2 separate regions of the Homo sapiens genome follow, and region 2 is linked to region 1. A link is a loop called in an ENCODE intact Hi-C map of the cell type or tissue named here. Cell type or tissue: mammary epithelial cell. All regions are shown on one strand. Links, peaks and the distances in the headings refer to the core of each region. The heading gives the core; the rest is flanking DNA. Region 1 overlaps CAMTA1 (calmodulin binding transcription activator 1). Region 2 overlaps CAMTA1 (calmodulin binding transcription activator 1).

Region 1 (14,870 bases), core at 4,262-12,261:
AGAAGCAGATAAGGGACTAGGTAGAGAGGCAGAATTGCAGGAACAGCAAAGAAAGACATGAGGCAGGATGGCTCTGCATGCTGGGAGGTGGCCTAGGTTCCAGAGGCTTCAGGCTTGGGATGCTGCTGAGCTGAGCTAGGCTGAGCTGGGCTGGGCAGGAGGCTCGCCAGCACCAGCGCATCTCACATGACAGCCCAATGAGGCCTGGGGAAGACACACCCTGGGCTCATGGCTGCCTTCTCCCAGCAGCCAGGTGGAGTGAGAGGACAGCTCTGTTAATATTCCCCATCACCTACAGGGACCCTGGCATGTCTGGAAAAAGAGCATAAAATCCCCCAGGACGTCCTGCCCATTTTGGGGTGGTGATGGGGATGGCAAGAAGCCTCCTTCAGGTACCACCCCCACCCCAGATCCTTACTCCAGCATGAAGGCAGGAGAACTGAGAGGGGAGGCTTGTGGCGCAGTGACGCCTGTGTACAGCTGTGTGCACCTGTGGGTACCTGGGCGCACCTGTCTTCACCTGTCTAGGCAAAACCATTTGCCAGGAGTCCGAAGCAGGTGGTGTGTCTCCCGTGGGAATATACAACCTGCATCCCGAGAGCCACTGAAATATTAATGGTGCTAAAAGCAGTGATGACACCATGTCATGGGACTTCCTTGTTGAGCTAGAGTCTCTGACACGCCCACACAGACCAACATCACCAGCTGGGTGCAGCTGGAGGCCCAGCAAGCTGCTGACGTCCACACGCAGAGTGGGTCACCCACCGCCCACGTCTTCCACTGCATTCTGTCCCACTACGTCTGGATTTCACTCTTTGCCCTTTGAATCACGTCAGAGGCAAAAGAGAAAGTGTTTCCTTGAGGCAAAGTTTTGTCTTTTGCTTTGGAAACTACAGTCTCCCCTTTGCTCCAAAGGAGATTAGAATATTAAGGACACAATGTCAGCTGAAGATTACATGAAAAGGATAATTAAACAAAAGCCCCATATTATAAGCCATCTAGAAGGGAAATTAAGCAGCTTCTGCATTCTCCACATCTTTGAAGGATGTTCTTAGAGGGGGCAGGAATTGTTTGGCTTGATAAAGATAGTAACCAAACTGTATTGCCCATTGTTCTGGCTGTATATGAAAAGCGATTGTTTAGCCAAGCTGACAGCACACGCTGTGGAGGCATAAACCCCTCTGCCGACGGAAGGATTAAGAGACTGACAAGTTCTGGATAATAAGACTAATTAATAATTTCCATCTCTAAGGAACTGCGGCTCCGGAAGCTTCATCCTTCCTCTCTCCCAGTCAAGCCTGGGCAGCCCAGTCCCTAAGGGCTGAGGGACAGAGGAGCGTCGGCAGGCCAGGCCAGGAGAGGTCCTGGTGGCAGTCACAGGGGATGGTGTGGAGCAGAGAGGCTCGGGGAGGGTGGCACACAGGAGACAAGTGCCAGAAGGCAGAGCTTCCATCTCACTCAGCCAGACACCAGATTCCCGCCTGAGGCTGCGGAACAAGTGAGTTTTGTTCCTAATCACAGTTGCATCTCACAAGCCTAGCATTTTGCCATTTGCAAACTGGGTTGGATAGGACCTTCTCAGGGGACCCCCTTCCCCGACCACTGCTATTCCACCCGTCCAATCCCCTAGAGTAAAAGCTGCTGGAAAGGGTCCTGGTGGGGTGAAAACAGCCACCACTTCCCAGGGGGCTGCCGAGTCCAAAAGACCTCTGTGTGTCTTAGCTCAATTCATCTTCCCATTCAGCTCAGGAGGGAGGTATTTTATTTTATTTTACCAAAAAGGAAATAAGGTTCAAAGAAGTTGATTCAGTTGGCCAGAGTCACTTGGCTCATAAGGGTGGTGATGAATTCAAAACCTTTGGCTCTGGTGGTCCCACATAGGTGGCCAGGAGGAAGACTTTCCTGATGCCCCGAGGTCTCCCCTGTACTCAGTACCCACTCGTCCACACGGCGGGAGCAGAGGGTGCCCCTCCCCAGAGGGCTCTGGCCACATAGCAGACGTTGGCCGCCGCAGTCTGCAAGGTGAAGGGTGAGCAATGGGGCCTGCAAGGGGACCCTCTGAGAAAGCCGACTGGATGTCCTCCTGTCGCCCAGTCCCCAGAGGCGGGGAGGGGTGAAGGAAGGAATCGGGAAGAGGGAATCTTCTAGAAAATGCCCAGTGACTTTTCTCAGAGAGGATAATGGCCGTTTTGGGAGCTCTGCCATATTTTCTGGAGGCTTTAGGTGGGTACAGCAGTGGCCTTGGCATCGTAAACTGCAATCAGGCAAAGATGTCTGAGCGGGAAATACTGTCCGCTCTGCCGTGCAGCCTTGGCAAGGGTCCTGAAATCTTAATGGAATTGAGCAATTTTTTGCACAGCACCGTAAATTCCCAGTGTCTACCTTATCTCCTCGTCACGTTATTCAAGGGACATTAAATGGAGAAAGATGTGGAAGCTGCCAGCTAGAATGAAGCCAGACCCAGGAGGCAGCTTAGGAACCCTCTGGCTGACACAACCTTTCATCCTCAACTCTCTTTTCCAAAACCCGCCCCTCCCCAGCTGCAGGAGGGCTTTGCCGTTTACTAGTCCAGATGAAGCTTTCGAGGCGGCTTCTAAGACCAGGGCTGGGTTTCTATCCCTGGCCCGCAGCTTCTGGACTGAGTGAGTTTCTCAGTGTCACCATGGTCACTCCTGCCAGGGTTTCCTCCTACCTGGGGCACCGCTGGAGCCCTGGCCTCCCTCACACCCCCTTGCCCTTCTCCTAATTATCTAATGGCGCAAGCGTCTGCTGGGGTCTTGTCTTTCCTGCAAGGTCTGTGAAGCGAGCCAGTGTCTGGGTCTTCAGCCAGCCTTCCCTCTGCATGGCGGGGGCTGCGGAGGCCTGACCTGAAGCACAGACCCAGCCTCCTTTCCACATGGTGACAGTGACTAAATGCTGGCCTCACAGGCAGGCTGAGTGCTTGCCCGCAGCCTTCGATGACTGTTGTTATTGCTACTGGTGACAGGATGAGGATGAGGATGGCCACTGCTGTCACTGTCAGCTGTGGGGAGCTTGCATGGCCATGTTGAAGCTGCATGCACTGGTCTGGTGAGGCTCTTCCTGTCCTGCTCTCTTCTGAGCCCAGCAGAGAGTCAGGAGGATTCCAGGCCCTTCCCCATGCTCCCCTCCAGATCACCTGGCTGGCACCGGTGCTGGGACACCTGTCCTGAGGGCCTCTTCCCAGACAGCCCTGTGCCGGGTGAGGTGTGTGGAACTGGCTCATGGGAACTGGGACCCCTCAAGTGGCCTTGTTAGTCTCACTGAGCACTTAGCACTGTGACCCATGCTTGCCCCATGTCAGAGGGCATGGAAACACCCCCTCCCCATTTCTTCCATCCTTCAACTTTGGGCTCACCTCCTCCAGGAAGCCTCCCCTGACCGCCCCGCCCATTCTGTGTCTCCTTCTCTGGATCCACCGTCTTGACCAGCTTTAGGGACCACCAACTAGGCTAGGGTCAGAAATGGCTTTGACACCACAGGGTCCTCCATCTGCTGTCCATGCAAGGATCCAAGGGCCCAAATGTCAGGGCCTGGCCACTCCTGTCTCTGCTGCCAAGTTCCAGCTACCCCTTGGAGTACAGCGGGCTGGCTCAGTGTCCCCTGCCGAGGTCCAAGTGCTCTGGAGTGTGCCCATGGTCAGCTCAGCTGTGGCGGCCAAAGGTGTGGAAGAAAGGTCCCATCAGACCCCAGCCTCACAGGGACGCCAAGGGCCAGGGCAGGGGAAACTTGGGGTTTATGTCAGGGTCGGTCAACCTTTCTCTTGCCCTTCTTGGCATCAGGACTGGTCCCTGTGAGGCCAGCACATCCAGGCTCTGGAAGCTGCTCTTCCTTCTCATCTCTGCTCACTGCACATGTGTGCACCTTGGGCCTGGCCGCTGTGGCCTGTGGGCTCCCCCAGGACAGGGACCACGTCTGTTTAAAGGGCCTGGACCAGGGCCCTGCCTACCCTATGTCTTTTGGAGCCCCTTATTCTCTTCCTGACCCTCAGTTTCTTCTTCTATGAAACACTGGGACGAACTCACCCCTGCCCTGTTTCCTTCCCAGGGTAGCTGTGAGAACCAAAAGCCAGGCCTTGAAGTTTCTGATCAAGCGCTCAGTGGCCGTCACGCACGGCCAGGGCTGTGGTCTCCTGAGCCATGCACGGTGGTGAGCGTGTATAGGGGCACCTCGGCATCAGCCACGTCCCCACTCTTGGTGGCTGAAGGTAACACAGGGTGCTTATAACACCAAAGATACCAGGGCTGGGCTGCGGGATGGTGCGCAGAGGGTCTGGCAGGCCTGGGACACCTTCCCCTCCCTGCTGAGCCCAGATGTGGAGGCCAGGACCCCTCAGGGAGCGACTTGCTTCCTTTCCTTGAAGCACATGGGTCCAAATGTCCTCTTTGGGGCAGAGTGTCAGCCTGACAGCAAGGCCTCCTGTTGCTCTAATCCCCCCCGCCAAGCCTCATTTGGTGGGAGCCGTGGAGCCCTGCCCCAGCGATAGATGGCAGTAGAAGGCCCAGGTACAGAGCCAGTGCCGTCAGGCTTTATTTCCAAGCCATTTCTATTTCACCCTGATGAAACATAAAAATGGTTGCTGAGCAAAAAGCTCAGGTATTTTTTATGAAGCTATAATATTCTCCATTTTAAGAAAGATTTTTAAAAAAGAAGAAAGAAAAAGAAAGAAAGAAATGATATCCTGTTAAGCTAGCTTGTGCTTCCTAGAGATGGCCTGCCAGGGAAGAGCCCAGCTCATCCGGGTGGAGAGGTCCCCACCACCAGGAGGAGGCCACGGGCTGAGGGGCGAGCGCGGCCATACTCTTCAGGGTGTCCCACTTGGCCTGCAGTCCCTTCCATGACCGAGCTCACAGCTCACCGCCAGGGCAGTCCTTCCTGAGGGCTGCAGGGCATGGTCCTGGAGTGGGGTGCGGGGAGAGGCTGCACTTCTGGGGAGACACTTGGGTTGCCAAAGAGCTGCTCATTCTCCAAATAGACATCAAGTCTCTTGGGTGGCTAAGGGACATTTATTGCAATGACAGCACCACCCTGGTGTAGCCTCTGCTCCCTTCTCTGTCCGGGCTGCAGAAGAGGGTGGTATGAAGGGTAGAGAGGCTGCCTGTACCAGCGGGGCTCCTGCCTGGCTCAGGCTTTGGGAGGGGCTGGCTCAGCCTAGCTCAACGCCTCTGGGAGAGAGAATGCAGAGGTGGGATGCTAGGGATGGGGTGGGGATGTCACAGACGCTTTCTCCGGGATTCAGGATGTCCACTTACAGGTCTACCTGGTGCTGGCAGCATCAAGCTATCATTCGTGGATGCTTGCCCTGTGCCAGGGACTGGGTGACATTTTATGCACGGCATCAATGCAGACTTCCACTCCTCCAACAGCCTCTGTATTCCATGCTGCTGTTGGCTCCATTTTATGGATGAGCAAACTGAGACTCAGAGAAAATAGACAGACTGCCCAGATTCACACAGCCAATAGCTGCTTCTTTGCTGTTGGCTCCATTTTATGGATGAGCTAACTGAGACTCAGAGACATTAGACAAACTGCCCAGAGTCACACAGCTAATAGCTGCTTCTTTGCTGTTGGCTCCATTTTATGGATGAGCTAACTGAGACTCGGAGAAATTAGACAAACTGCCCAGTGTCACACAGCTAATAGGTGCTTCTTTGGGTGATCCTAACCCCACTATTTGACGGGTCTAAACCCCACCCCACACAGAGGGCTGATGGTGCCCATCCACTCACCCAGTGTCCAGGGGGGTGGCCCCGGAAGGGCAGCCTCCTGTGTGGTTGCAGCAGGCAGGGGCTGGGGTTCAGGGACCCTGCAGGATGCCTAGACCTGACACAGCAGCACGCTTTGGTGCTCCCAGAAGAGACACATCCTGAGGACCCTTCCTGGGGAGCCAGAGGCAGTCGGCTCAGAGAGGCCATCGCGTTCCACAGCCAGGTTCCGGCGTCAGTGGAGAAAAACTACACTAATGCCCCAGTGTGGAGCTGGGCTCATCTCAGACCCACCATGAGGTGCCACGGTCCCTGGAGCTGGGCCAGGAGGGCTCACGGCCTACTCTCTTCTCTGTTGGCTGGGGGTGCCTGGGACTCAGTTGCCCTCAGGGACCTGCAGGGCCTGTCCCTCTGAAAAGATTCTTCAGCAGTGAGGGGGCCCCACGGCCCCTCTTGAGGGCTGCAGCATGAAGGGAGGACTCCCTGGGGGCATGCCTGGGCTGAGGCCTATAGGGCCTGTGTCTGGGGCAGAGGCTGAAAAGGCTGTTGGCTGCAAGGTCTCCTGAACAAGGAGCAGAAGTGGCTTCTCTAGGGCCTGAGTATGGAACTCCAGAGGCTGTAGCAGCCTGGAGAGGCCACTTGTCCTCCTCCTCCTCCTTGGGGGAGCCCCGAGCCTGGGCTCTAGGACTGCCGGTCCCTCTGCCATGGAGCTGCCCCAGCCCCAGCTGTTCCTCCTATGGGCCAAAAGGCCAAGTATGCCAATGGGACCTGCTCTGGCTGGAGAGATCCATGTTCTGGCTAACTCTGCAGGGCTCCCATGGAGGGCAGATGGCCTGGGGCAGGAGTGGAACCGGGGCATCTCCCCTAGGGCCTCTCCCTGCAGCCTTGCCCTTCTCCCCTCTCTGGGAACTACCCTAGGAAACCCTGCTCTCAGCCCCAGGGTGGACAAGCAGCTGACCACTCTGGGGATGGAAGGCCCACTGATTTGGGGATCTGGAGCTTCATCTCTCCCCTGTGAACCTGGTTTCAGAGCCCCAGGCCTTGTGGGGAAGCCTGGATCCTGCCCAGAGGCAGCCCCATGGAGAAGGCATCTTCTTCCTCTCCTGGGGGGTGGTGAGTCCCAGGTAAAGGCAACTTCGCTCCTGGACATGGGGGCCCTTTGGGGCCAGGACCGCCTGGAGTGAACCCCATGGTGAACTGGCATTGTCCCCGCCCCGAGTCCCCACTCAGCAGCACCAGCCACAGAGGCTGCTGTGGCTGGGCTCTGTTCTGGCCACAATGCCTGTGGTGCTTAGTCTCACGGTGCCTGCTCTAGGGGGTGATGGCACCCCTGTGCCCTGCACCCACTACTTCTAGGGGGACCCAGGGCTGGCAAAGGCTCATGTGGGGGCAGCAAGCAGACAGCATCCAGGCTGAGGGCCCAGCAGCTGTCCCACTTTCTGGCCACTTCCGTGATCTGCTACAAGGTGCCCAATCTCTCTGATTCTCAAATGCCTCATCTATAAACAGGGGTGATGGTGGTGCCCCCAGGGGAGGCAGCGGAGGGCAGCGATGGTTGCCCCCTATTGACTGAGCAACTGTGGAGCTTCTCGGAGGCTGTTTTCTCCCAGGTGAAGTGTGGTGCGTGGTGGAGGCTCACTGCCCAGCCAGGAGTCAGCACCAGAGGTGTCCAGTGGCATGGTCACCGCTCCTGGTGCTCAGGTAGGTCCAGGCAGAGCTGGAATCCAGCTCCTCAGACTCTGAATCCAGAGTCCCCCAAGGAGCTCAACTCCTAGAACTCAGGCTCAAAGATCTGCCTGTTCCAGTGATGTGGGAGCCCCGACCTGCACTGCCACCCTGTCCTGTGGTCTCCTAAGGCCCCAGGGTCCTCGTCTCCCCGCAGCCGTGCTCTTGCCCCCACAGGCTTGGTCTGTGCTGCCAGCGTGGGCCAGGAAGGACCCCCCGCTGCCTCCACCCAAGCAAGCCGGGCTTGGCAGCCAAACAGCTCCGGCCTGGCAATGGCAGCCATGCGGGGACACACCCCCGCTTCACTCGAGCACGGAAAGCAGTCATTAAGCATTTTAGAGGACAAGGGCACAAAGGAAAACACTCATTAGAAGCAGAAATAGTTTCCAAATGAGCCATACAGAATCTGCAGGGAAGTCTGGCCTGGAATGGGGGCCTGGTCCCCTGCGGGGGCAGGCGGAGAATGCAGAGAAGGACGGAAGGTGGAGGACCAGGAGAAAGGGGCACATGAGGAGGTCAGGGGGCCCTGAACCTCTGCTGCCTACCCCTCGAAACCATCAGAAAATCCCAAACAGGAGGGACCGCTCTGTCCAGCTCACCCCTTCATGCCTCCTCTACCTCACGAGGCTCAGGGTCCTGCGGCTGCAGTGACACCCACATCAGGCGGTAGGGGCAGAGGCCAAGGCATCGGGAGAACGGAGCACTGCCTGCTCCTCCCCTGACCCACTGGGTGACCTGGGCCTGGCCCTGCTCTCGCTGGGTCTCAGAAATCCTTCTAGAAAATGCACTGGGTAGGCTCAGGGGAGCCTGAAGGCCCTGTCAGCTGTGACACAGAGCCCCCAGCAATGCTGAGGATGGGTGCCACCAGCAGAGGGGAAGAGGTGGCCTCTTCCAGGTCATGGCTCTGGCCCTGCCCAGCTGGAGTGGGCTGAGCTCAGGTCATCTGGTCCCTCCCCAGCTGTCCTGGTGACCTCACATGGTGGTTACTGGTCATGCCAATGGCTTTATGAGCCTATGGGCCACATGGGCTCTAGTGCCCTGCCTGTGAGAGGCTCCCTGCCCGTCTCCTCGCTCATAGCCTAATAGAATATTTGTCAGCAATGGAGAGATGGGGAGGGAGAACATGACAGAGAGAGACGCAGAGAGAGACAGAGAGCCTGAAAGACAGACAGACAGACACAGACAGAGAGGTAGCACCCTCCCCTGAAAGCCCGATGACTCAGAAGCTTACGTGCCACGTCAACTCAGGCCCTTCTCTGTAAATCTTGGCACCAATCCTGAGCTCCAGGCCCCGAGTCTGCGAGGCCTGCTCATTCCCGCCCCGGGGTGGATACGTCACCACAGCAGAACATGGCTCTCCCAAATGCTGGCTCCTGCCCTGTGGTGGCTGTGGCTCTGGGCTGGGCACTCAGGGGAGACAGGAATTCATGTCTCTCCCTTGGGAGCTGACTAGTTGGAGAGGAAAATCGAGGCCAACATAGGCAGACGTGCCCACTAAGTGCTAAGTGGCCTTGGGTGACATCAGCTGGAGCATCTCAGAGGGCAGGAGCGAGTTCACAGTGGGCCGGCAGGAGGCGGCCACTGAACTGAGGCTACAAAGGTGGGGCAGTGGGTGCTATTCCTTGGAGAAAGTCTCCTTTTTCCAGAAGCACTTCTTCCTTTCCTTCCTCCCTCTTTCCTCCAATGCCCTTACCTTTCTAGAAGGCTCACCCCCTGCAGGGGGCTGAGAGAGCATGGCCAGCCCATCACTCCCTTTCCTAGTGCCTCCTGCATTCAGAGGACCAGGCTGGCTCGGGGCTGGCATCTGAGCAGCCTCCTTCCTCAGCTCCCAACATGGGCACTGCCCTGACACCTTGGACCCCACCTAATCCTTTTTCTTGGTAATTGGTGTCAGAGACACACTTGAGCCAATTTCCATCTGAGCCAGTAACTCATGGCTTCTTTCCTATTTAACATCAGAGAAATTAAACCTGGCCACAGCATCATTATCCTGGTGTTGTAATTAGCACCAGAACAAATTGCCCTGAGCGGCACCGGCTGCCACATAGGCTCTGGGCTCCGAGCAGGGCGTGCATTGTGCTAATTGCTTTGGCCTTAGCTCCTTAACCTGCTGTTGCCCCGCACAGACCTGGGGGAGCAGGAACCCCCTACACCTGTGTGCGCTCCCTCTTTGTGATCTGATCACAGAAACAAGTCTGATGCTGGAGGACACAGAGGAGAGGGATGGGGAGGGATGGCTCCCCCAGGCTTGGGCAGAGAAGATGAAGAGGCCCCAGCTCGGCCATGAAGAAGCCTGGTCCTGCCATCCTGGCCTTCGGGGAGACTCCAACTTCCCCGCCAGCTGGGAGGTAACGAACCAGACACACATGAATCAGTCCAGGTATGCCTCCAGCATACGGAGGCTGGAAAACAGGAGCGCCAGTGAGGGAGGGCTGGGGCAGAGAGCAGGACCCCTCTCCTCGCTTGGCCCGAGTTGAGGAACAGGAGCAGCTGAATCTAGGAGGGACCCGGAATGAGCAGAATGCAGCTTGGGAAGTCATCAGCTCAGACCTCGTGGCTGCCCAATGGTGTCTGATTCCAGGAAAGTAAATTTAGTGGAATTAAAAAGCCACAAGGGCATGATGGAATGAGGGGAGGCAGGCGGAGGCGTGGGTGCAGGAGAAAAGGCCTGGAGGAGCAGACCAGCCTGGAGGAGCGGGTGGCTGGGCTGCTGGCAGGATGCCAGCTTCCAGGTGCTGCCCCGACAGGAGGGCAATGGCCAAAGAGGTGTTCTGACCAGGGGGCATGAAACCGAAAAGGAAAAGGGCAGAAACCAGACCCATGGGGCTGGAGGCCCAGGAAGGAGTGTACAGGGCTGCAGGCTGCTTTGGATAAATGGTGTTTCTTGGGAAGCCAGAGTTTGTCCCTGGGGACTCAAGGACATGCTCTGACTCTGACTCAGCCGCCAGAACTCTGGCCTCGGGTGGAACCCCACCCTTCATCGGGTAGAGGAGAAAACCCTCTGCCAAGGGGTGGAACACCTTGGGACCAATTCCTAGTAACAAGACCCCAAAAGCCTCATCCCATGACCATGTGACAACTCCCCTCCTCAAGCACACAGGTCTGAGCAATTAGAAAAGCAGGTGCTAGCACGTCAGCCTCCAGGGGAGGCAGAGCCAGGGAAACTGATGACAGGGTGAGGTATTGGGAAGCAGCCTCTGCAAATCAGCACGTCCCCGGATGGTCTCGGGCATCATTTGAACTTGCTGAACAACAGACGGCTATTTCTGGGAACTGAGGGAGAATGGAAAGGGTTTGGAGGCTGGGGCTGGGCAGAGCCGATGGATAGAGGGCCCTGTCTAGGCTGAGCCCGGCCTCCACATCGACATGGCTCCGGCCCTGTGGGCACCTTCCAGACCAGCTCTCCTGTGGCCATCAGCCTCTCTGCACTCCGTGGCATGTGTGACTCTTTTCTCCCTGAGCTTGTGTCATAGCACTGGGGGACTTGCTTCCCCAGCTGCCAGGCCCCTCCAACTACACCCCCGCCAGGTCAGAGAGATCCCTAAACCATCAAGGTCCAGGGGTTTGCTGCCTTGAACAACAGAAAGTAGAACCATGGTGGGAAAGGCCTCAGGCAGCAACTCCTGGGTAGAGGCAACAGTAAGAACTTGGGGTGACAGAGGCAGGCCATGGGGAATGGGTTCTACCAAGAACAGCTGCAAATCAGAGGATGCATTTTGAAAAGGACCTATGTCTAGTCCGACTGCATGGATCCCTCAGACCTTCCCGCCCACACGGCAGGCAAGACAGCTGGCAGACGATCCCCAGAGGGCAAGAGGCCAGGTGGGCCTCCCGTACCTACCCACCCCTGGTTCAGCAACGCTGTGCACAAACACCATGGACAGAGATCTGGGCACCAGGCCACTCTCCCACAGGAATGGCTAGCATGCCCAGCCACAACCTGTTCCATCCCTGCCACAGCAGACATCACAAATCGATTACGGAGCTCCTTCCTCCTTTCCCCACAGCTATCCCAATCAATCCAGCTGTGCCTGGCAACCTCCGGGAGCCTGTTTTCCACATGTGCCTTGTAACTAACCCATGAGAGAAAATGAATGTACAGCTTTCAGCCAACAGGCATTTCAGGGCAGGATACTCGGCCTTCTTTCTTGTCCTCATCAAAAGAAAACTGAGGCGCCTTGGAAGCTGGAAGCACCTAGGTTTATTTCCCATCAGTGGGTGACAGCTACCCCTGCCACCAGGCCTTCTCCCCTTCCTGACACATGACAACACCAGCCCAGCCACTGAGCTGGCCTCAGTGCCGCAACAGCCGAAGTCTCCCTAGGCAAGCTCACCAGGGCTCTCAGCCCGAAGCCGTGTCGCATGCGGAGCCCCGCGCCCTCAGTGCCCTCCACAGACCCTTCCCGAGCACCAGAGACAGAAGAAGAATCCAGTCCCAGCCACCTACCTGAAGGAGCCAGTAGCACCTCCGGTGGAAGGTGGGGATGATGGAGGAATGGACATAGCAGCCGTACAAGCACTAGGGAGAGAGGAAAAACGAGAATTCAGTTGGAAAGAGGGAAGGAAGGAAGGAAGGAAGACGGCGCAACAGAGAAGGAGCAAGAAGGGGCCACAGCCGCCTGGCAGCGGCCCAGGGAGACCGAGGGCACCTCTGCGTCTGGCTCCAGCTCCAAGACTAAGGCTCTGGGACAGCACCTACGAAGCCCCGTGGGGACACACCAGCCGGCAGACTCGATGGGCAGCTGGGGCCTTACCCTCCGGGAGCCATAGAGGCGTCGAGAACCCAGGACAGCCAAGGACCAGGGAAATGTACCTACGTATGCATTTTCCTATAATTTTAGGGGCTTGGAGTTACTCTGTAGTTCATTCCTAGAGCCTAGGTTAAGACCCTTTGGGGTACAGGGAATGGCTGATGGTTACAGAATTCATTAAACACATGAAACATACATGCTACAGACCTTTCCTGGCCAGGGGGCCCTGGCCGGTACGAGCCCAACCAGGGGGGACAGGGTGGGGCGGCACTTCCCAGGATGGGCTTCTAGAGCTTGTGGGGCCTCTTGTGCATCCCTGCTTGTTGACTTTGCCTACTGTTTATTCATATATTTGTTAAGTAATCCTGCATCTTTTGCAGATGGATTTGGTTTTGGAAAACAGCCAGAGCCAGGTTGGAGAAGGTGGGTGGAAAGTCAAGGTCAGGAAGGGTGGACTGTGGGTCGGGATGGCTCTCAGGGGCCCATCACCTAGACCCAGGTGAGCAGAGTTGACCAGTGGGTGGGGTCATTGGGGCTGGCATGTTGGTGAGGAAGGCCGCCCTGCTCTGATTCTCTGGTGCTGCCTGCGTGTGTAGAGCTGGGCACCGTGGGCCAGGCTTGCTGGTGAGATGGAGAAAGGGGCCTAAGGAGAACCATTGATCAGGTCCCTCTTGCAATCCAGCTGGAAGGTCTGAGTGGGAGGGAGGGGCCCAGCCTTGAGCAGGTCATCAATTTGGAGAGGGAAGTCTCAAGGCACCCAGTGATGGGGGCCCCCACCAAAGCCAGGGGCAAAGCTTTTCTTTTGGTGCCTCTGATTCCAGACTGGAATGATCTCCCTTCCATCAGCTTCAGAGTTCCCCTGGCTTCCCACTGCATCCGCTCTAGAAGGGGTGGGGCATAGAGGGGAGGAAAGTTCCTCAGAGCCACACAGGACATCTGCCAGGTGGGAAAAGGCCTCCCCCACCTCTCCTTGCTCATTTTAATCTCACTGTTGTCCCCATACCCTTGAACCAGCTCTCCAGAGAGAAATGCCACCAGCTCTGCTTTAAAGCTTTCATCAGCTATTATTTACACCCCCAAAAGAGCGGGTGCAATTTGGTTGAACTAGGAGTCCATCGGAGCCCTGCCTGTCTGATTAGCAGAGTTGACAGAGAAATCATTTTGGACTATGCGATTCTGGCTGCAAGAAAATCAGATTTCAATATGTTAGAACTTTTACAGATCACTGTCAGCTGGGACTTAAGCCCTGTATAAACCAAACATACAAAGCGGAAATTAATTTAAACAATTCCCTTGCAATTCTTGCCCATGAAATGTATTTATTATTAAGAAAGCAATATTCTTTCTTGACTTTTCTGGTTTTCAAGACACGGTGTTTTGTTTTCGTTGTTTTGGTGGTTTGATAACTCACTCCTTGCCGAAGGAGACGCATGTCTAGACATTTTTGTCTAAGCGTTTGGTTGCAATGAACAAGCAACCCACCTGTGACATTCACCATCTCCTTTCCTTTGGAATTTGCATGTTCTCACAGGCAGGTTCATTACTTTGACTCATGTGATGAGCCAAATGGAGGGAGATATCAACGGCTGAGGGGTGTTTCTCTCGTCCCTTTGAAATAAGAGGTTTCCATCTGCTGTTTCCCCACTCTATTCCTCTCTAGACTTTGCAATGACTTTCCCTCTTCACCTGTCTTATTCTCTGTCCACTACTTTCTCTTGGACTTGAAAAGACCGTGGTTGGTTTTCACCATCACTTCTCCCTCGATTGCCTGCCTGTCTGCCTGGACTGGGCTTCAGCATCTCTGAACCCCACACTCAGAGGTGAGAATTTCCCAAACACCAACTGTGTTTCCTCTGTGAACCTACAAAAGAAGAGGAAGGCCCAGGCCCGCTTTCCCCTGAAGCCTCCTAACACCTCTCTGGCCTACCCACAACTGCCCCAGAACCATCCGATAAACAAAATGAAGTTAAGATGAAAGAAACACTGCCATTTCTACATCAAGGCTCACTCATTTGAATCAGAGGAACCCTCGGGCCCTCACTCCAGAACCCGGTTACTCCATTTTTAGATACTCCTCTAACCACTGTGGCAATCCCATGCCCCTGGTCTCCTTGGATGAGAAGCGTGGTCCCTGGATGGTGGGAGGGATGGGAAGTGCGGCTGAAGGCAGATCCCCAATAGGCAAGGATCACATCAAACAGTACCAGAGGAGGAAAGAAAAAAGCTACACAAAGAGCCCCAGGGACTCAGGAAGCCCACAGGGAATGGGACCCCTTCCATGCTGCCTGGCTCAGCACACTGGGCTACCCCAATGGTTGGTTATTTGGTTAATTTACCCATCTGCCTTCTCAGAATGGGGGCTCCTGAGGGCACAGGGCCTTAGGCTTTTTGAATAAAGATATCCCAGTTCTCCCCACTGGCAGCTCCAGGACACAGGTCCCAGGAAAGGACTCCAGAGACGGTCAATGTTTAAGTTTTGCCCGTGGCACCCTGAACGCTAAGGACTTCTAATACACACTAGAAAACAACCTTGAAAAATGGCTCTACATTTAGGGCTTAAAGGGTTGAGCTTCAGTTTCAAGGAAAGCAGACTTGTGTGGAGTCGCGCTTTGCTGTCCAAGTGGGGAAAGCAGCTCACGGCAATCCCCTGCTGATGAGCCGGGGTGGCTGT
Region 2 (14,870 bases), core at 2,361-10,360, 55 kb before region 1:
CCCATCTCTTGTTCCAGATGAAATCCCACCCTTCCCAAAAAGCCGCCACCTGCACTGGTCCAATAAGAGTCTTCTGTCCTGAACTCTTTGGGGCCCCAGGGTCCATTCCACCCTTTGACATTCAGCACGTGGGGCCCTGCTGGCCTGTTTCTCTTTCTGTGTTCCTTCCCTTTCTTTCTTCTTCTCCAGCATGGATTAAATCTCCCTTGATCCATCCACTCATTCATTCTTCTATCAGCGATTGGGCACCCATCGTAAACAGTCACTACCAGGCTGATGGGGAGGCAGGTACTGCCTTCAACTCCAGGGAGAAGAGGGAGGTTGCCAAGCCCTATGCTTTTTGTAAGTTTCAATACCTGACTGGTAAATATCTGTGGCCTAAGTGATGGATTAAAGAAAGAAGCTGAACTCGGGGGGCCGAAATGGGAGGATTGATTGAGCCCAGGAGTTCAAGACCAACCTGGGCAACATGGTAAGAGCCCCGTCCCTAAAACAAACATAAAATAAAAATTAGCTGGGCACAGGGGTGTGTGCCTGTAGTCCCAGATACTTGGGAGGCTGAGGTGGGAGGATCACTTGAGCCCAGGAGGCTGCGGTGTGCTGTGACTATACCACTGCACTCCAGTCTGGGCAACAGAGTGAAATCTGTCTCTAAAAAAAAAATAGAAAGAAATGAAAGAAGCTGAGAAGATGGCCACCTCGGAGGGTGAGTGGCAGTCCTGACTTGAGGGCACTAGTGTGCAAGAATGTCCCCTCCACCAAGAATCCGAAGGCCACACAGGAAGGACTGGCTCAATGGAGACGTCCCAAGGGCTGCAGCTTAGGGCTCGGGTGGGCCCGGGAGCCTCCAGGTACCGCTGGAGTCACCTGCCTCCTTTTCTGTCACTCATTCGCCGCCCCTGCCCCTTCCTCTCTGCCTTTCTTCCACTGCTTTCATTTCCTTCATGGTATTGAACATCTAAAGGACTAGCATGGTGTGAAGCCTCAAGAACGCCAGCAGTTTGGGGCATTTTGTAGGTGCGTTAGAAAAAAATTACTATCTGTTCAAAAGCCAACATTCAGCCCAAAGGTTCTGTGGCCGCCCCAGATGGACACCCAGAGAAGTGGAACAGGACCACCTGACCAGCTCACAGGGCAACCTGCCCCGTCATAGTCCTCTGAAGTCTCAGCCGCTCTGTGGACCACAGGCACGGCATGGAAGGACTGTTTATTCAGTGATGCTGTTCTCAGAAGCTCTGCGCTTCTGGAGGCAGCTCAACTTCAAGACTTTAAGGAACAAAGAGGTAGAGGGAGGGGCTGGGAGTGGACCTGGCGAGAGGGAGGCTCCTCTCCTCTGGGTCCCCCAGCCTAGGGGATCCGGGCACACTTCTCTCAGGCCTGCTTCTGGTCTGAGACCCGTAGTGGGCCAGAATTGATCTCCTTCCTGGAGATCTCCTTCCTGGACTTGGGGTTCCTCTCCCGGAGTCTGGGGAACGAGGTGCTCAGGAGTCCCCTCTGCAGGTTTTTCGAGTAAGGATGGTGGTTGACACTGAGGCCCACCTTGCCTGGCAAAGCACTCAGCAGGTCTGCATGCATTTGCTCATGGAACCCCCAGCGAGTCTGTGAGGTGGCACTGTGATGACTCAGCCCATTTTACAGGTGAAGAGCGTGAGGCATGGAGAGGTAAGAACATCACAGACTCTGAGACTTCGGTGGAGGCACAGTGACAACAAGGCAGGAAAAGTGACTCTTAGGTCACTCTTTGCTCTCACCGGGACTTTACTATTCCCACCTTCCCTCCTTCCCTCCCTCCCTCCCTCCCATCCATGCTTCCATCCCTTCATCTTAACATTTATTGAGCATATTAAGAGGTTACTGGCCAGGCGCGGTGGCTCATGCCTGTAATCTCAGCATTTTGGGAGGCCGAGGCATACAGATCACCTGAGGTCAGGAGTTTGAGACCAGCCTGGCCAACATGGTGAAACCCCGTCTCTTCTAAAAATACAAAAATTAGCCGGGCATGGTGGCAGATGCCTATAATCCCAGCTACTTGGGGGAGGCTGAGGCAGGAGAATTGCTTGAACCCGGGAGGCAGAGGTTGCAGTGAGCTGAGATTGCACATTGCACTCTAGCCTGGGCGACAAGAGCAAGACTCAGTCTCAAAAAAAAAAAAAAAAAAAACAAGAGCTCACAGTGCTGGACATACTTTAGTAAATTAAAAAAAAAAATCCACATTCTGATCTATGGCTATGGAGCTGACGTTTGGGAGGGAAAGATGATAATAATAATAATGCACATGTGATGAGTCCCTACTGTGTGCTCCATATGCAGCTTCAAAGTGGCAGAGACTTGACTCAGATAGATCCAAGTTTGAATCCTGGTTTTTTCACCTAGCTGCTGTGCAGCCTCGGGCAGCTTCCTTAACTTCTCAGACCCTCCCTCATCTATAACCCACCCCCGGGACTGCTGGGAGGATACCTGGGTTACAGTGGACAGCGACATTTGTGAGGCTCCCTGGAGTGGCTTGATTTCCATAAATCACCGAAACAAATGCATGTCCCCAGCTGCTAGGGACCGACCAGAGTGCCGCTCTGCCTCGAATCAACAGACTTAATATTTAATAATAATCTGCTGAAAGGCACTTCGGTCAGCTCAGTGCATCAGTGCCACACTAATAACAAATTACTTCTTAAATTATTAGCCTCGGTTCCTTTCATGAAGCTCTGGTTAAGTTTGTATCAAGGAGGGAGGAGGACGAGCTGGGGCCAGCTGTAGCCTGAGGCCAAGGTGGCTGTGCACGGGCTGTGCCCACACACATCTGCATCTTTCTGTGTGGGTGGCAGCCACAGGTGGGCAGAGGGGTCTGGGCAGGGTGCCGAGGTGCCAGAGAAGGGAGGGTAGCAAGGGCTGTGGGTGGAGCTGACGAGCCCTCCCCAGGTACAGGGAAGTCAACCTCTGCTGGGCCCCAGAGAGACCCCACTCAGCTCCTGGTCGGTGGCAGGGGAGCATGCTGGGCACGGGCAGCAGATGCCCCTCCAAGAATGCCCACCTGTGCAGGAAGCTTCTTATCCAGCCTTTTCTGGATATGTTGCCAGCATGTGGCCTCCCAGGACAGCCTCACTTCTGGGTTACACTTTATCCTGGTCATGGTCGCCATTTATCAAACACCTACTATGTGATGGGCTTTACATTACACCATTTCCATTAAAAACCCAACCACATCTTTATAAGGGAGTGACTGCTTTGCCCCATTTTACAGATAGAGATGTTAAGGTTCCTTGTCTGAGGTCAAGAGCTTGTAGCCAGCAGATCTGGGAGCTACATCCAGCCAGTGGGGCCCATAAGTGAATGTTTTTAACCCATAGACAGCAGAAGTATCACAGAGGAGCAGGGAACGTGGACTCGGGGCCTGCCTGCACGGTGCAAATCCTAGATCCTTCACTTCCATGTGGTGTGAGCTCAGGTTAAGTTACTTAAGCTCTCTGTGCCTCAAGTTCCTTGTCTGTGACAACAATGTTTTCTACCTCGAAGGGTTCTGTGGGGGCTCAGCGAGCGGGTACTGTCGCACGGGGTCAGTGCAAGGCCAGGAGGTATGCGTCATTACTGGGGCCAGATTCCCACATGGTATGCACCGAGAGGACAGAGAGCCCCAGCTCACACAAGAGGAGAGATGCAGACCCAGCCCATGCCATGCAGAGAAGCAGGTGGAGGAATGTCCAAGGTCACAGGGACCTTGAGCAAGCCTGCCCCATGCCCATCTCTGCCCCACTCCTCCCCGCCATGAGGTCCTCTTGACTCCAAGAGCTATCCTGGACTTCTGTAGGCTGTCCTGACCTTTCTATGAGTTTTATGGAGGCCCCCTTCATTCCATATCCACAACAGACCCGTGGGATGGGCAGGGCTTGGCAGAAACTCCTGGTTAGTTGCTAGGAAGCAGATGCTGCAAGCAGTGAGCTGACTTCCCTGGGTGTCACTAGTTACTGGCATGACTAGTTACTGGCATGACTAGTTACTGGCATGACTAGTTACTGGCACCAACCCTGTGCAGGAGTTTCTACCCTACACAGGGGAACAGAAGGCATGGAACACATTCTCACAGACATTGTCAGCTGCTTCAGGATGGAGTACAGCATAATTATTCTTCATTCACTCACTTCATTCATTCATTCATTCATTCATTCATTCATTCATCCATCCTTTCATTCCTTTACATTTGATCTTAGCCAAAAGGCCAAGAAACAGTTCATTCATTCAATAGCTATGTGGTTTTCTAATTCCAATTCTGCCTTTCTCACTGACTTGGTGCAAGTTTCCTGGCCTCGGTATTCCCATCTGTCAATAGGGCACGCCACCATCTTTCCCAGGACCAGCCACTGTGAGGGCACATCCCAGGCCTCATGCAAAAGCTCCTCCCCGAGACCAATGCAGACGCTGACAGCAAAAGTCAGATACCAGCCTGACTCAGAGCTGAGGAACCCAGGCTCCTGGAAAGGAGGCCAGATCTCCGGGGCCCTCTAGGAGATCCCTAGTTGTATTTATCTTTAGAAAGATTTTTTTTTTTTAAAAAACCAAAATATTAGCTGTGGTTAACTTTGAGTGTCAGGCCTTGAAGCTATTTTAATTTAAAATTATTCCTGTCTGTTCTGAAGGTTCTAAGTTTTCATCAATGAACATGGATTGCTAGTGTCATAACAAAGCTAAGGAAGGCAGTGAAACACTAACTCCCCCAGGCCTTTTTCCTTGAGGGCTAAGCCCTGAGTCGACTTTTGTTGTTTTTTTTCATTACCAACAAGGAAAAAGAAATGCGTGGAAAAGCTCAGGAACAAGATCAGTCTGCTCTCGTCAATCTAAAGAGAGCAAGCTTTTTCTTCCCAAGGCAGCGATGGTGTGGGGAGACAGGCAGAGCCACAGGCACCTTTGTCTGGGCTGTGGGATTCTTGGTCCCACTGGTGCAGCAGTGGTCACGGGCTTCCTAACCCCAGGGCTCCGTCTCTAGTGGCTTCAGAGTCCCTTTCTAGGCTCTTGCCGCTGCGCCCTCCAAACCTTCCCCAGCTTCTTGGAGCGATCTCTAGAGCATTGGTGCTGCTGTTTGTCCCAACCTCTGGCAGGTTCCAGAAAGGGCAGGGATTGGGGTGGAGGCTGGGAGAGAACAGATAGGTACAGGCTGAATTTGTGAGGTCGGAGAACCGCAGCCACTTGTGGGGCTCCCAAGTGAGGCACCCTTTCCCCTTAGCTGGTTGGGGGCATGAAACTAGACCTGGGCTTTCAGCTCCCTATCTCCGGGTCGAGGCAGCTTCTAGTGACTTCCAAGAGGAAGAGCCTGGGCTGTGCCCGATGAGCATTCTGGCCTCTTAGGCTCAAGATACAAGGCCCCAGGTCAGCTGTGCTGTGTTTCCCTGCTACCTCCCTGGCCCTGCCCCATCCAGCCCCTCTGCAGGGCCAGGACCCAGGCTCTGTGCTATACTCTTGCCTCTGGTCTCAGCTCCTTTTCAGACTTCCTGTCTTAGGAGCGAGTTTAGATGTCTCAAAGTCCCAAGCTGCCTGGAGAAGCTGCTCTGTATTTTGAGGCCAGAGGTTGACCTGGCGCTGCTTGTCTTCCAGCTTTCTCTTTCTAGCCCAGGGATGACTCTCCAGGGGTGGATCGTCTGGGAGATGATGGCTGTAGGCTGGGACCAACATGATGTCATGGTGAAGAGCTTCTGTGGATTCAGATCCTCATCTGTCACTCAGTGGCAGTTTAGGTCACCTTCCGGAGCCTTAGTTTCCTTCTCTGGAAACAGTCACTCCTTCATGGGGTTAGGGTATGAGTCAAACGAGATCATCAGATATAAAGCTGATCATGGTGGCTACAGTCAGTGGTGGCTTTGAGTTTCTCAGGATGCACAGTCAGGCAGGCCTGGGTACCCCAATCCTCACAGGGGAGAGGAGCAGCCGCTGGCCTGGGGCAGGAAGAGTCAGGTCTGCATGCCCCGGTGATAGCCGTGGGGGTGGAGAGACCTTCTCAGCAGTCAAAGTCCCTGTTGGAAAGGCTGCTTTCTTGGAAACACAGGCCCCAGCAGCTGGGCAAGGAATAACGTAGCTTAATGCCCAGAGACACAAATAGAGTGAACTCTTCAGACACTGCTCCTGGGGGTGGCCAGCCCTGGCTGGAGGGGTGGTCACCCAGCCCCATCTGCTAACAGAGAGCCAGGGCCTCCTCATGTCAGCCTGGTCATCTGGGCAGGCCCTGGCCTGGCCTTGGATGCCCTGAGGGTATCCAGAAGGCTCACTGCTAGAACGCAGGCTGGTGTTCTCCAAGTGAGTGGCTGGCCTCGCCCCTCAGCCAGGCCTGGAGGAACATGCCCTTCTCTGCCATGAATCACCACACACTCATGCTTTGTCCCACCTTTGTCCCTCACCCTTGGATTTCTGTCCAGGACTCCTCCGCCTTCCAATGGCTCTTGCTGCTTTGTTCTGAACCCCGACGAGGCCAGCTCACAGCTGTGGTCTGTGTGCAGTATCCACGGCCTGGACAGACCTCAGGGCTCCAGGCCTCAGCCTCTTCCACTGCAGGGGAGGCCCATGGCCAGCCTCTGTCCAGTCCGTGCAGACTGTGGGGTGGGGGGCAGGGGTGTGCAGTAGCCACGGGCTTAGGAAGGAGAAGCAGAGGTGGGCCTGGGGCTTTGGTGCAGTGGTGGGCGGTGGGGGAGCTCGGGGAGATGCATAGGTTCAGACTGGAACTCCAGCCTCCAGAGCCCCTGGAGCCCCTGGGGTGGGAAAGTGCCATCTCTCTTTCTTCTCACCCCTGGAAACCTCTTCCCCGTGCTTCTGTCCTGCTTATCCTTCTCCTTCTGCTTGCAGTGACAATGTCTCCTCCCTGGGAAGCCTTCCCGTAGGTGTCCTGCCTTTCTTTAAAATGTTGATTTTGTGTTTATCATGGATTTTTTGCATTAATCTTGATTATCAAAAATATTCTATTAAAATATTATTTGGCTTCACAATTTTTTTTTGTACCACCTTAAATTTGTACCCCATGCCAGTGCCTCACCCTGGTCCTGGCCCTGCCAGGCTTCCCAGGTCTGGGTGGGGGCTCCCACAGGCCGTGGGTCTGTGGGATCAGGGGACCCACACTGTCTTGCCTGCCTCCCTCTTCAGACCGTGAGCAGCTGCCCGCCTGGCCCTGGGCGCTAAGTGACATGCGGGCAGTGGGTGCTCAGTAGATGCTCGTGGAAGGAGTGCCCACTGGTCAGGGCTGCCCACCCTTGGCTGTGACCTGAGATGGAGGAGCAGGGTGCAGGGGTGGTTTCACAGATATTCAGATGAGGATGAAATCACCCCGTATCTCTTGATACCTGCAATCATCTTTCCAGCTGGGATTGTTCTGGGGAAAATGAGCCTCGCTGTCCTCCCAGGAGCTGGCCTGATGATGCTCAGAGTCGCTATGAAAAAAACCATCAACTCGGCAACTCTCCAATTCTGTGAGCCTCTGCCTGAGGCCACACTGATAATAATAATATTATTGAAGAGATTTGCATATAAAGAAATTGTTCCCTTGATTAAAAAAAACACACACAAGAACATCAATAGCGTACCATCCTGCGGATGTGGAGATGGGGGGAGCCTGAGCCTCTGCAGAAGGTTCCAGAGTCAGGGCTGGAGCTGGGATGGGTGAGGGGGCTTGTCCTCTGCCTGCTGTGGGCCAGAGGCTCTAGTGGTATGTGTGTGTAGGGGGGTGAGATGGGGGCCTGAGGACCACCACACTGCTCCCACCCTGCTGCAGGGCGGCCCGGAGAAGAGTGGGTGCTGGGGGCTGTCTGGGATACACATTTCCTGGAAAAGGAAAATGGTAGAGCAGAGCAACTCCTGGAGCCTCAGCCAGCCCTGGCCAGCCCCCTGGAGAGGGGATGCAAGTCTCATGCAGCGCGACGGGGGCCGACGCGGGGGCGGGTGGAGTTTGGGTGTTAGACTGCATTTCTCAAGGGCAGGTCTGCAGCCCTTGATTTCTGTACCACAGGGTGCAGGCCTTGCTGAATGAATGAATGAATGAGTGGATATGTGAATGTGTGAATGGTCCACACTGGTTTGTCAGGGTTCCTTTTCCTGAGGGGCCGGGAACATGGCACAGGACAGAAGGCTCAGCCAAGGGGAGAGGGATCGGTGGGGTAGAGGACAGGATTGCGAGTCAAAAACCTGAGCGGGAGGCTGTGGACCCCTTACCCACCGGGCCCTCCAGGATCCTGTGAGGGGCAGGATGTGAATGAAAAGCAGTCCTGGGTATGGTACAAACTGGTGGGTCCCAAAGTTTCTGATTTCAGGGGCAGCAAAGTTTAACAAATGAGGGAACTGCTCTCAGCAAGTCAGGAATAGCAGGAAATTATCTCAGCTTGATAAAAAGCATCTACAAAATCCCTCTGGCTCACATCAATTTAATGGTGGAAGACTGAGTGCTCTTCCACAGATGAGGAATGGGGCAAGGATGTCTGCTTGCACCGCCCTCACCCAACACAGTACAGGAAGTTCTGAGGCAGTAAAGCAGGAGAAAGACGTAAAAGCCACACTGATGGGACAGGAAGAAATACAACTGTCTGTACAGATGACATGATTGCCTAAATAGAAAATTCCAAGAAATCTACAAAAAAAATCTAGAACTAATTAGTGAATCCAGTAAAGCTGGAGGATACAAGATCAACACAGAAAAATTGATTGCATTTCTATATGTTCATCATAAATATGTGGCCACCACAATCACAAACACAATACCATTGATAATAGCTCCAAAGAAAATGAAATTCTTTTTTGTGTGTGTGGAGACAGAGTCTCCTGGGCACTCTGTCGCCCAGGCTGGAGTGCAGTGGTGCGATCTCGGCTCACTGCAATCTCTGCCTCCCAGGTTCAAGCAGTTCTTCTGCCTCAGCCTCCCAAGTAGCTGGGACTACAGGCACGCATCACCATGCCCAGCTAATTTTTGTATTATTAGTAGAGACAGGTGTTTTACCATATTGGCCAGGCTGGTCTCAAACTCCTGACCTTGTGATCCACCCGCCTCAGCTTCCCAAAGTGCTGGGATTACAGGCATGAGCCACTGCACCCGGCCAAGAAAATGAAATTATTATTATTATTATTTTTTTTTTCGAGATAGAGTCTCACTCTGTCGTCCAGGCTGGAGTGCAGTGGTGCGATCTTGGCTCACGGCAAGCTCTGCCTCCCAGGTTCACGCCATTTTCCTGCCTCAGCCTCCTGAGTAGCTGGGACTACAGGTGCCCACTACCACGCCCGGCTAATTTTTTTTTTTGTATATTTAGTAGAGACGGGGTTTCACCGTGTTAGCCAGGATGGTCTTGATCTCCTGAGCTTGTGATCCGCCTGTCTCAGCCTCCCAAAGTGCTGGGATTATAGGCGTGAGCCACCGCACCCGGCCAAAAATGAAATTCTTAAGCCTACACTTCACAGAATGTGTACAGAATTTGTATACTGAAAATGACAACATGCCAATGGAGGAAAATCAAAGACCTAGTACATGAAGAGACACATACCTTTTTCATGGATTGGAAGACCCAACCTAGTGAAGATGTCAATTCTCTTCCGATTTATCTATAGGTTTAATACAATTCCTATCAAAACTGCAGCAATATTTCGGATAGTCATGGACAATGTATCCTATAATTTATATGGAAAGGCACAGGGCTTAGAATAGATACCAATATTAGAATAGAATAGCTAAAACAGGCTTGACAGAGAAGAATAAATAAGAACCCACTCTACCTGATACTGAGGATTAATACAGAGTTATAGCAATCAAGTCAGTGTGATGTCAGAGGAGAGACAGTCATATATTAATAGATCAACAGGGCCAGACACGGTGGCTCACGCCTGTAATCCCAGAACTTTGGGAGGCCAAGGCGGGCAGATTACCTGAGGTCAGGAGTTTGAGACCAGCCTGGCCAACATGGTGAAACCCCATCTCTACTAAAAATACAAAAATTAGCTGGGCGTGGTGGCGCATGCTTGTAATTCTAGCTACTCAGAAGGCTGAGGCAGGAGAATCACTTGAATCCAGGACGCAGAGGTTGCAGTGAGCTGAGACTGCACCACTGCACTCCAGCCTGGGCAACAAGAGCGAAGCTCCTGTCTCAAAAAACCAAAAAAAGAGATCAACAGAACAGAATACAGAACCCAGAAATAGCCCCAACAAACACACTCAACTTATTTTTGACAAAGGCACAAAAGCAATTAAATGGAGGAAGGATAAACTTTTCAACAAATGGTATTGGAGCAATTGGATATCCACAGGCCAAAACCAAAACAAAACACAAAAAACCAAACCCCAGAAACAAAAGGAACCTCGACCTAAACCTTATGCTTTAAACAAAAGTGAACTAAGAATGAATTACGGACTTAAATGTAAAATTATAATACTTGTAGAAAAACACAAGAGAAAGTATTTGGGATCTAGGACTGGGCAACTTAGTCCTAAAAGCATGGTCCATAAATGGAAAATGCTAAAACTGGACCTCATCAACATTAAAAACTTTTGTTCTACAAAAGCTCATTTGGAGAAGATGAAAAAGCAAGCTACAGACTGGGAGAAAATATTTGCAAATCACATAGTCAGCAAAGGACTCGTACTGAGAATATAATAACAAACTCTCAAAATTCAACAGTAAAAACAAGCAATTCCATTAGAAAACGGGCAAAAGACACATAGAGATATCTCGGCAAAGATGATATACAGATGGCATGTAAGCACCTGAAAGATGCTTAACATCACTAGCCTTAAAGAAATGTAAGTCAAAGCCATAATGAGACATTACTACATACCTATCAAAATGTCTCAAATAAAAAATAGTGACAACATCAAATGCTGGTGAGGCCGTGAAAAAACCGGATCCGTCATACCCCGTTAGTGGGGATGTGAGATGGTACAGTTGTTCTGGCACACGGTTTGGCAGGCTAAATCTGCAGCTACCACAGGACCCAGCAATTGCACTCTTGGGCATTTATCCCAGAAGTTCACATAACAACGCACATGTGATGTTCACAGCAGCTTCATTTGTCATTGTCAAAAAATGGAAACATCCGGACGTCCTTCAATGAGTAAATGGTTCAAACAATAGTGGTTCATCCATAACATGGAATAACTCCTCAGAAATAAAAAGGAAGGAACTGTGGAGTGAGCGCAGTGGCTCACGCCTGTAATCCCAGCACTTTGGGAGGCAGAGGTGGGCGGATCATGAGGTCAGGAGTTCAAGACCAGCCTGGCCAACATGGTGAAACTCCGTCTCTACTAAAAATACAAAAATTAGCTGGGCATGGTGGCGTGTGCCTATAATCCCAGCTACACAGGAGGCTGAGGCAGGAGAATTGCTTGAACTGGGACCCAGGAGGCAGAGGTTGCAGTGAGCTGAGATTGTGCCACTGCACTCCAGCCTGGGCTACAGAGCAAGCCTCCATCTGAAAAAAAAAAGGAACTGTGGACATGCAACGGTGGTGGATACACAAACCTACATGTATAATAAATTGTAGAGAATGAAACACACACACACACACACACACAAATGCAAGTAAAAATGGGGAAAACGGAATGAGACTGGTGGCTTGTATCAACATTCTGGCTGTGATATTTATGCCGACATTTTGCAAAATGTTACCACTGGGGGAAACTGGGTAAGGAGTACTTGGGAGCTCTCTGTGTTATTTCTTACAACTGCATATGAGCCTACAATTATCTCACTAAAAATTTCAATTAAAAATGGGGGCGCTGATGGGGTATCATCTTTTAATTTTGCCAAATAAGTCATTAAGAAACAATCACCCTGTCTACCATCACCATGCTTTCATAAAAGAGAGGACATTTTAAAGTGTAATAAAAGCGGGAAGATCAGTCTCAGAATAGAGGACAGTCCTTTGAAAATGAACATTTAGCTTATGAAAAGCCCACCACATTTTTTTTATTTTTCTTATTTCCCCATGGACTGATAAGAGTTTCATCACAAGCAATACAGGATTGAAGACAAGTATTTGGGAACCACTAATATCAAGTGCTGGCTAGTTATATATTATTATGGGGAAGGTGAGGTGTGTGGGTGCATGTGTGTGTTTGTGTGACTGTCTGTCTGGAGGGGATTTTGCAGTGTCTGGCCATGCTGAGGAAGGCTGGTCTGGAAGGTTCTATGGATACCTGGGGAATGAGGTGCCAGGGCCTTTCTTGGACTGGAAGAAGCCAATACCAACATCCTTCTCACACATTCCACAGCAAGATGCACGAGGCTGTGTGGCTCTTTAGGTCCTTGGCGTAGGAGCCTGGGGTAGCTGGGACTGCTGAGAGAAGGTTCCCCACCGCCCAACTCTGCAGCCAGTGCTCCCCAGCTGGGTGCCCAGAAGGGGCCCCTGCTCCCCTCTGGGGCAGCCACCCTAGCAAGGTGGGCAGATGACGGGTGCCCATGTGCTCTTCCCTCTCTGTGGGAGAGACACTCCCACTCAGCCAGACCCCTCCTGTGGGGATCCATGTCTGCCTGTGGCACTCATGATGGATGGGCGCCTGAGACTGGAACCCAAGGCTGTATCCTGCTGGCCCCACCTCCCTGCCAAGACACTTGTACTCAGCACTTCGGAGAGGGGCCGTAACCCAGCGCCTGTCCACACATCGAATAACTCTCAGCCCCAAGTTGTGGTGGTCCATAGACCCCACAGGACCCTGGGAGAGGTGGGCTCCAGAGCCTCACCAGAGCAGACTCTCATTTGGTTTTTAGGCAGGAGGAGGAGGGAAGAGGAGGGGAGAGGAGGAGGGAGGAGGAGGAGGAGGAGGAGGAGGAGGTCGGCAGTCCAGCCAGGGCAGCTGAGGCCTGAGAGGCGGCCAGGTGCTGAAAGCAACAGGGTGGGTTCTTCAAGTGCAAAGCCCTGGAAATGAGTTGGGGGGCTGGTGGACTGGTGGGGAGTCCACAAAGAGAGCTCTGCTAGGGGAGTTGCTTTTTGTGCTGAAGACTTTTGGGTAGGGGAACAACATGGAGTGATGTGTTTTAGAAGCTCCCGTTCTGATGGTGCTGTGGACTGTGGGCCAGCACGGGACAACTGATGTGCCCGAGATGAACAGGGAGACGAAGGCAGTAGTCAAAGAGAGAGGTGAGGAAGCCCCAGGAGGGTGGTGGCTGTGCAGATAGAGGGGCAGGGACCACTGCGGAACATGTAGGAGTAGAACTGACCAGGTTTGAGTCATCCAGATGTGGGGGTGACCAGATAGATGGTGGCACCTGTCAGGGAGAGAAGGAGCCCCTGAGGAGGAGTAAGGGGACAAAGGATTAGCCCAGCATCACCTCTACTGAGGGAGGGGGCATGTCTGTACACAGCTGTGTATGCGGCCTGAAGCTCAGGGTTGGCTCTAGGCTAGATTTCAGGATTTGGCATCATTGGCCCGGGCAATGAGAGTGGCAGAGGTGGCTCAGGGAGGAGAAATTCAGTGAGACGGGGCCAAGGAAGGTCCCTGGCTGAGGAACACTGGAGGAAGAACCACAAAGCCTGGCAGAAGCCCTGCCTGCATCTCCAAGGCTCCTTGAATGCCTCCAAAGGGATCCTGGGCTTCCCCCTCCACACCAGGCTCCAGGCGTGCAGAGCTCCTTCTGCCAAGACAGCCTGAGCAGTGGCCATGCTGGGGAGCCACCTGTGGAGCTGCCGTGAGCAGGAGCTGCCCTCCTCCAGGTCTGGCTAAGACTTCCCCTGTGCCCCCACCTCTCCTGGCCCCTGCCCACCTGCCGAAGCCTCAAGGAGACAGGTGAGGGCTGTCCCCAAACTCCTCCTCAGTGGCAGAAAGCTCTGTGCCAGCCGGCATCAGGGCACCTCTGGCATCTCACCTTGTAAATGAGCTTTTGATGATTTGAGAAGACTTCTAATTAGAGCACCTGTTTATGATCTCAACTTTAATTGCATATTAACATTTTTTCTTCCTTTTCCCTTTCCATCTGGAGTGGGCTGTCTGGTGATGGATGGGGCAGGGAGGAAGGCCAGAAGATTTCCTTGAGAACTGCCTTGCTCTCCCCAGGAGGGCTCTGCTCCTGGCACAGGGCCGGGGGCCCCCTCCCCTGGGGACCCAAGCCATCCCAAGTACTGGGGCTGGCAGGCCTGGAGCCATCACAGGCCATTTTTTCGGGAGCACTCAATGAGGGTATGGCCAAGTTTGACCTCAGAAGGGAGATGAGTATGCACCAGGCTCCCTCTGCCCATGGGATGGATGTGTGGCTCCTCCTGACTTTTTGTTCTGACATTGGCTTCTGGAGAGATGGAGGCAGTGAGTGAGGGGCACCTTCCTTTCCAGGAGTCAGCTAAGTGGAGCTGTAAGACATGCCATCCTCCCTGCACCAGGCCAGCCCGGCCCTTCTCCTGGAACCAGCGCTGGGTGGGCACAGGTCCATTTCTCCTGAGGGCAGTGTGGGCGGCCCAGGCTCCTGGACCCCAAGGCGGCCCGACAACACGCTCTGTTCATCGGCTGTCTTCAGGGAGGGATGGTGCTTCTCCCACAGGCAACTGCCCCGTGGGGGGACTTCAGGGGCTCTGCAATCAGCCTTCACCTAAATGGGCCCTTCTAAATGGGTGGAGACACTGACCTTGGGGGTGTCACTGGGCTCCTGGTGAAGTTGATGTGGATAGGGGTCAGGCCCAGGATGGAGAGGCCGGTGGAGGGAACAGAAGAGCCATATTAGGGATGGAAGCCATAGGGCAGCTCAGCCTCTGGAGAGATCCCGCCACACCTCCGGGAGGGGCTTCTAGAAGTCTGGGAATCCAACTGCCAGCTTCGTTTTACCAGGTAGTTTTTCAAATTGTGTAAGACACAGTCTCCAAGCAGCCTGAGAGTTGCTGATAGGAGCCATATCCCTGACACGTGCTTGCTAAATATAACCTGACTCTGGGATCACGGTCCCATC

Evidence for each region. Peaks named below come from ENCODE experiments on the same cell type or tissue, not always from the same donor. Only the 100,000 strongest peaks of a DNase experiment are listed, where the experiment ranks them.
Region 2: it touches region 1 in a loop (2.2-fold over the local background); 2 of 110 quality-filtered maps call a loop at or near these places.

Annotation. Positions count from the first base shown.
Region 1 is chr1:7,464,927-7,479,796 of GRCh38, reverse strand. It overlaps CAMTA1 (calmodulin binding transcription activator 1), which reads right to left. Exons shown (of 23, transcript NM_015215.4): 6 at 11,896-11,967. Among named protein-coding and RNA genes, the nearest start is that of CAMTA1-AS1, 31 kb to the right of the region's middle. RefSeq lists enhancers at 6,249-6,940, 8,663-9,207 and a silencer at 8,538-8,687. In mammary epithelial cell, for the core only: no CTCF peak of the experiment used is centred there; a DNase peak (open chromatin) is centred at 8,706; H3K27ac peaks cover 1,713 bases.
Region 2 is chr1:7,518,103-7,532,972 of GRCh38, reverse strand. All of the region lies in intron 6 of CAMTA1 (calmodulin binding transcription activator 1), which reads right to left. Among named protein-coding and RNA genes, the nearest start is that of CAMTA1-AS1, 84 kb to the right of the region's middle. RefSeq lists silencers at 5,478-5,678, 5,638-5,838. In mammary epithelial cell, for the core only: no CTCF peak of the experiment used is centred there; a DNase peak (open chromatin) is centred at 6,292.